Regions from separate parts of the Mus musculus genome. Here region 2 is linked to region 1. The links are chromatin contacts, found by POLR2A ChIA-PET in ENCODE. All regions are on one chromosome and are shown on one strand. Each heading gives the region's core, a stretch centred on a gene start or an enhancer-like site at or near the end of the contact. The rest is flanking DNA. Distances are from core to core; before and after follow the strand shown. Region 1 holds the start of Zbtb4 (zinc finger and BTB domain containing 4). Region 2 holds the start of Neurl4 (neuralized E3 ubiquitin protein ligase 4).

Evidence for each region. ChIA-PET counts read pairs that join two places held with the same protein, here RNA polymerase II (POLR2A).
Region 2: POLR2A ChIA-PET joins it to region 1 with 10 read pairs in Patski. The contact joins the promoter of Neurl4 here to the promoter of Zbtb4 in region 1. POLR2A ChIA-PET finds 5 or more read pairs at or near these places in 4 of 5 experiments (Patski and embryonic stem cell).

The regions. Positions count from the first base shown.
Region 1 is chr11:69,764,207-69,767,657 of GRCm38, forward strand. It overlaps Zbtb4 (zinc finger and BTB domain containing 4), which reads left to right and starts at 1,706. Exons shown (of 4, transcript NM_029348.2): 1 at 1,706-1,879.
Region 2 is chr11:69,900,100-69,903,288 of GRCm38, forward strand. Neurl4 (neuralized E3 ubiquitin protein ligase 4) reads left to right here and starts at 1,717. Exons shown (of 29, transcript NM_001013414.3): 1 at 1,717-2,086; 2 at 2,909-3,189. The coding sequence starts at 1,799. 2810408A11Rik (RIKEN cDNA 2810408A11 gene) reads right to left here and starts at 815. Exons shown (of 9, transcript NM_001382461.1): 1 at 204-815. The coding sequence starts at 652.

The DNA.
Region 1 (3,451 bases), core at 456-2,955:
GAAAAAAAAATCGAAGAGAAGAGTGTACGTGGTTATGTTCATGCAAGTGTGCAAACTCAACCATCTCTCCAGCCCCCAAATTTATTTTATTTTTAGTTATGCATATGTATCTGTGTGGGAATTTGTGGATGAATGCTGATGCCTGCAGAGGCCAGAGGTATCAGGTCCCCTGGAGCTGGAGTTCCAGGTGGTTGTGAATGGCCGTATTTGGATGTGGGGGAAATGGAACTCTTGGGTCTTCTGCAAGAGCAGTTCTCTCACTGACCAGCTTGTGGGGGTTGGTGGTTTGTTTTGATTTTTGCTTTATGCTAAGTATTGCCCAGGTTGGTCTCAAAAGGCCTGTGGAATCTGGCCTTGAAATCTTGGTCCTCATGCCACTATCTCCCAAAGTGCTTGGGGTTATAGGTACCGGAAGTAGATGTTTGAAAGAGTGTGGAAGTGGCCGGGCAGTGGTGGCGCATGCCTTTAAACCTAGCACTTGGGAAGGCAGGCGGATTTCTGAGTTCGAGGCCAGCCTGGTCTACAGCGTGAGTTCCAGGACAGCCAGGGCTACACAGAGAAACCCTGTCTCAAAACAAAACAAAACAAAACAAAACAAAACAAAACAAAACAAAACAAACAAAAGAGTGTGGGAGTGGTTTTGTGGCTGTATGGCTTGTCTAGGCCGAGTGGCTTGGAACCCGCTCGTAGACCAGCATGGACTTGAGCTTGCAGAGCTTCCGCCTTTGCTGCCCGAGCGCAGGCGGGCTTGAACCTTCATGCTCTTCGGGGAGAGCCTGCTCCTCTTTCTCCTGAAGTGGGTCTTTTTTATGGGGATGGGGGTGTTCGTTTTTGTTTTTTCAAGCAGGGATATCACACTGTAGCCCTGGCTGACTGGAACTTGCTGTTTAGATCAGGTTGGCTTCCAAGTCCTTAAATCCACTTGCCTCTGGCTCCACAGCATCATCACGCCGGGCCTCTCCAGAGTCTTTAGTTTTGCAACTAGGGAGCCGTCTATAGCATTGTCCCATGGAGGTTCCAGGAATTTTTTGTTTGTTTGTTTGTTTTTATGTATGTCACATTTCTCATGCTTCCACCTGGCGTGTGGTTAGTGTTGTGCTGGGAAGGCCACACCAAGGCCTCTGCATTTATATGCAGGGACACAGAAGCGAATCTTTCCACTGGTGACACAAAGTTCCAAGCTTTGTGCTTATCTGCACTAATGATCATCTGTTCTACGGAGTTGAGGTCTTTCTTGCCAGTGGGTCTGGTGATAATCCCTAGGTATTCGCGAGGGTGCTCACTTTGGATCTATAGGTTCCACGGGGCCCAAATGTGAATCTGCCGTGTTGTAAGTTTGCGGCCCCGGAGAACATGTGTGTGGTGTGCGTGTCTGTGGTGAACAGCTGTGCCCACGCAGCGTGCTCTAGGCGATGTGACCCCTGAGTGAAGGGTGTGCAGAGGGAAGGGCGGGCGTGGGGGTGAGTCCCTTCCCAGGGAATGAGTGGTCTAGGTCACTGCCCGCCCCGTAAGGTGTGCATTCTGCGGGAAGCCCCGAGTCTTTTCCCTGTGAGGGATCCACCAGGCCTTGGCCATCAGACTTCAGAGTCCAGAGTCGGTGTCGTCTGCGCTTTGCTGGCTTCCTCTCAGCGGCGGCGCTGGGGGGGTGGGGGGGGACTGTTTCCGGGGGTGGGGTGGGGGGGAGGACCGGGGCGGGGGGGGAGCCGATGATGTCAGCGGCGGCGGCGGCGGCGGTGGGGCTGGGCCGGGGCCGGGCGCTGGGGGGGGCCGGGGCCGGGGCCGGAGCCGGAGCCGGAGCTGGAGGAGAGCGAAACCCAAGCGGCCGGGGCTGGCCACGGTGATGAGCCGGGCCTGGCAGACGCGGCGCCATCGCAGTCAGGTGGGCCCCGGGGCGAACCGGGCAGGGCTAGGGAAGATGCCCCCTCTCCGCTGCCCGGCGCCGCAGGGGCCGGAGCCGCGCCCCGCGACCGCTCCCCTTCCAGGTTGATCTAGGGGCGCAGGGGTCGGGGGTTCTAATAAGCCCCGCCCCCGGACGTGCACGGCGCTGGGGAGCAACTTAAGAGCGCCCTGGTATGGTGTCCAACGAGCCGTGACTGGGGGACTCGGTCTCCTGGGGCCGTGAAGAGGGTCGCAATCACTCCACCTATGAAGGGTTAAATTCTGCAGCCCAATGCCCCCTCCCTCTGCCTCTGTGGGGCAGGTTGGGGGTTGGGTTGGGGCGGGTGTGATCCCGGGCAAGCGCTGCAAGCTGCTGGGAGGGCGATGGCGTAGGAGCCAGGCAGAGAGGGGGAGGGGTGGCCCTCTGAGCGCCCCAGAGTTGGGGTGTGCAGGGTGCGCAGTGCGAGCAGGGGCCCGGAACCGCCGCGCCGTCGGGGAAGGGTTGTTGCAGTGAGTCCTGGAGATTGTGCCTCCTGCGGTACTGTGGGGCAAGGTAAACTGCTCCTCCTGGGCAACACGGTTTCCCAGTCTGGCACCGAGGGGTCTGCGAGGGCCCTCCCTGATACATAGAGACAGAAAGCCAGGAGGGGGTACTTATTGGTACAGAATTACAAGGTTTGGCTCTGTGGCTTTAGGTGACAGATACCTTAAGTGTGCTGTTCGAGGATTTGTATATAGTTTTTGTCAGCGTGTGTTTTCCTTCACGTATGTCTTGTGTTGTACATATGAATGTTTATGAATGTTTGTTTTCTGCATAGCTGGCATGGTGTGTGTGTGTGTGTGTGTGTGTTATGGTGGACACCAGAATGAGGGGTGTGCGTACCCATTTGAAGAGTGCAGTCAGTTGTGGACATTTGAATCAGAAGGTATCACGCCTGAGTTCCATTTCTGTCGTCCTGATGAGGTGTGGTCCAGTTGTGTAGAGGACAGAAAGGCGGATGGATTTGTGTGTCTGTGATGTACGAGTTTCACGGGGGGCTGCATGTCTGGAACTCAGACCTAATAATCCTCAGGAGCATGTGAGGTGAGGGGTTCTGGGTGGGACATGCAAGATGTGTTTATGGGATCCTGGGAAGCCAAGCACGGGAAAGGTTGCATGTTTGCAACACTCTCCACGGGATTCTTTGGTGACGTTGTTTGTGGGAGCCTGTCTGGGCTGTTGGGCCTGGAGGCAAGCTGCTCAGAAAACACTTAGGAGGAGGTGGCGTGACAAGGGCAATGTGGGCCTTAGACCCAGGAGGCCAGTGGAAGGCTTGGTGTGCATGTCTACCTTCTGTGTGCTTAAGTGACGGGTGTAGGGCTGCCAGGAGATGTTATGGGAAAGTTGGGAGATAAACACTAGGCAGGCGAAAGGGGCAGGAATGGGTGCTGTTGGGTGGCACTGCTCTCCTTTTGCAGGGTCTCTGTGTTTGCCCAGCACATTAGGGCCATAGGGAGGAAAAGTCCTGGCGCCCATAAGGGAAGTGAGCTTAGACAGAGCGGCTCCTTGGTCATGTTTATGTAAAGGCTGGGT
Region 2 (3,189 bases), core at 467-2,966, 140 kb after region 1:
TGTCCTGAACTCCTCCCTCCCTCCCGTCTCAGGGCTGCTGGCTAAAAGCTGAGTTGCTGCTATTTAAGCTCTCACCTTTCTTACTCTCTAGCCCTCCTTCCCTCGCTCTTTCCCCCTGCCTTTCTACAATAAAGCTCTAAAACCATTAAAAAAAAAAAAAACAAAAAAACAAAAAAAAAAAAAAAACCAGCTGAGTTGCTTACTTCTCCGAACCGGGGGGTTTCTTTATCAAAATGGAGCTGCTGTTTTTTAGGATGCTCCGAGGCCGCTCCGTGAAAGATGTCCCGGAGTGTGTACTACTCTCCGAGCTGTACACTTTAGCCTCCTCCGGCCCGGGGGTGGACGCCTTAGTTGCACCAGTTCCAGTGCCAGGGGATGTGCTGGACCCAAGGCTTGCAACCTCCTGAAGTTGCGGAGCGGGTCCTGAATTGAGGGTCACTGCCCCTTCAGAGGGCTGAATTGGACCAGGACTGCGGACTACAGGGTTCCCGGAATGCAAGAGGGAGCCAGGACCGCGAAGCAAGGCTACTCCGGGGGGTAATCCGGTGTCTGTTTGCATACCTCTGGCACTGCCAGGTACTGCCCTAGAAACCCCCCCAGGGGATTCTGCACTGAGGCCACTAACAGGTGCGAGAGACTCCGGCTTCTCCATAGCTCAACTTGGTAACCACTTCAATTCCACTGCCTACCCTTCTAGCTGCACATAGCCCTGCCCGTTGGCCCTGCCCCCATCGCGGCGGGCGGTGGGCGCTGGGGGCTCCGGGTCAGACCGGACCTCCTCTGCCTCTTCTCCCTGGCGCTGAGGCAGGTGAAAGGTCGACTATCAGACTTCAGCCTGGGAGTTCCTCCGCACACCCTTCCCTTATTGTTACACCCCAAGACTTTCTTTGTCTCTGTAATTTGTTCCCGCCCTTCTCCATCACCGCCCTTCTCCGAATCAACCAATCACAGTCAAGGGGCCTGGCCAGCGGTGAGGAGCCTTGTGATGTCACAGCCCCGCAACACCAGGGAGAGCCTGAGTAGGGCTGGGTTCTGTTAATAGCTCTCAGGTAACCTCTCAGAGGTGTCCGCTCTGTCCCTTGAGATTACCCAACGGGACACCGCTAGGATTTTTATTAGTAACTTTTAAGATTTAAGAGTTTCATTGGCACAGAGCTCAAGTTGGCCTTGAAATGTGTGCGGGTAGGAGAGGTGTGATGCAAAGTCTGTGGGGCCGGAGCGGGGTGAGGTGCGAGACTGGGTCAAGGAGAGGTGTGATGCGTGATCGGATTGCGACATTTCCGGCCTCGGCACTGTGAAGGGCTGAGACTTGGATTTATAAAACTACTTTTTCTCTGTCCCGAAGATAGCGTTTACTTCCATCGCCTTAAAGCGTGCGGTGTTAGGGGAAGCCACCAGCCCTTGCGTTAAGGCGAATGCTCTAATATGTCGCTTTTCCCTAACAAGGGTTGGGTCCAAGGCGCCGGGCGACGTCGCAAAGTGTATCTGGGCGCCAGCACGCCTTCGTCGCAAAGACGCCTGCGGCGGGCGATTCTGCCATCCACTGTCGCAAAAGCAGCCCAAATCTTCCCGGCTCTCGTAGCCTCTGTCGTCCCGCTGGGCCGTAAAGCAGTCCCCCGACCCCGTCGTCCTTCCGTTCCCCTCGTGAGAGACCTCGGTTCCTTAGCTGCGGACGCTTCAGTGCCGTAAAGCACACCAGGCCCCAGCCCCCCGGCCGTATTCCCCCAGGGCGTCTGGCCGCCGCGGTTGCCACGGTGCCGCCAAGCGCGGCTGTCGCGCGGCCGCGGTATCAGCGGCGATGGCGGCGGGGTCGGGTGGGAGTGGGGGCTCTGGGGCGGGCCCCGGGCCAGGACCGGGGCCCGGCGGGGGTGGGGGCCCTGGCAGCAGCGGACCAGGCCTGGGGTCCGGCGGGGGTCTCGGCGGTGGCGGGGAGCTGCACCCGCGCACCGGGCGCTTGGTCAGCCTGTCGGCCTGCGGGCGCACGGCGCGGCGGCAGCAGCCGGGCCAAGAGTTTAACCACGGGCTGGTGCTGAGCCGAGAACCCTTGCGCGATGGACGCGTCTTCACCGTCCGCATCGACCGCAAGGTGCAAAGCCGGGGCAGCTGAAACGAGGTGTGGAGGGGAGTGGGAGGGGACGGGAGGGAGAAGCGGTAGGACTGCCAGAAGGTCTGCATCTCCAACCGAGCCTCCAGGTACCGATAGCGAGCCGGCACACTGTAGTGCACCGGGGAAGAGAAAGGAGAAGGACACGGAGCAGACACATTCATTCTGAAGGAGCATTCGTTTCCCGCAGGACAGGGAGCCAGGGTCCGGTGGTTAGAATGGCTAGTGAACACGTCTAGCACAATCTCTTAGGGATGGAAGACTGACAGGTGCCCGAGATGGAAGAGTAGAGAAATAATAAAAAGCGCAAACTGTTGACAAACGTCCCAAACCAGAAAGATAGATGAGGAGACATGCGAAAAAGGGAGTGTATGTGACTTGCTTGACTCCAAAACGAATTTGGAAAGAGAAGAGAATGAATTTGGGTGGAGCTTTGCCCTACTAGAGTATTGGGGTTGGGAATGAGAGTGATGTAGGAGAGCGAGCATTGTGGACCTAAGAAGCATGGGATTGGAGTGGCTGAGGAGCTACAGAGACTGGGAAGTAAGAGGAGATCGGGTTAAAACCAGGGCCTTTAACCAGCTTGTTCAGTGGGTAGAGGGGGTGATGTGCTAAAACACGTGTCAGCAGACACAGATGCTGAGAGCCAGTGGGTCCTGGTAGTTATGGAGGCTAGTTCCAAAAATTATTTGTGTGTCTATGTCAGTGGCCTCAGAGGACAGGGTGAGAGGCACACGGTGCTCTGGAATGTGGCCTCTGGTGATGGGATTTCATACAGAAACTCTGTCCACCACCCTCTCATAGGTCAACTCCTGGAGTGGCTCCATTGAGATTGGAGTGACAGCACTGGATCCCAGTGTGTTGGACTTCCCGAGCAGTGCCACCGGGCTGAAGGGAGGCTCCTGGGTAGTGTCAGGCTGCTCAGTGCTGCGGGACGGGCGCTCTGTGTTGGAGGAATATGGCCAGGACCTGGACCAGCTTGTCGAAGGGGACCGTGTGGGTGTGGAACGCACAGCCACTGGGGAGCTCCGGCTCTGGGTAAACGGGCGGGATTGTGGTGTGGCAGCCACAGGCCTGCCTGCTCG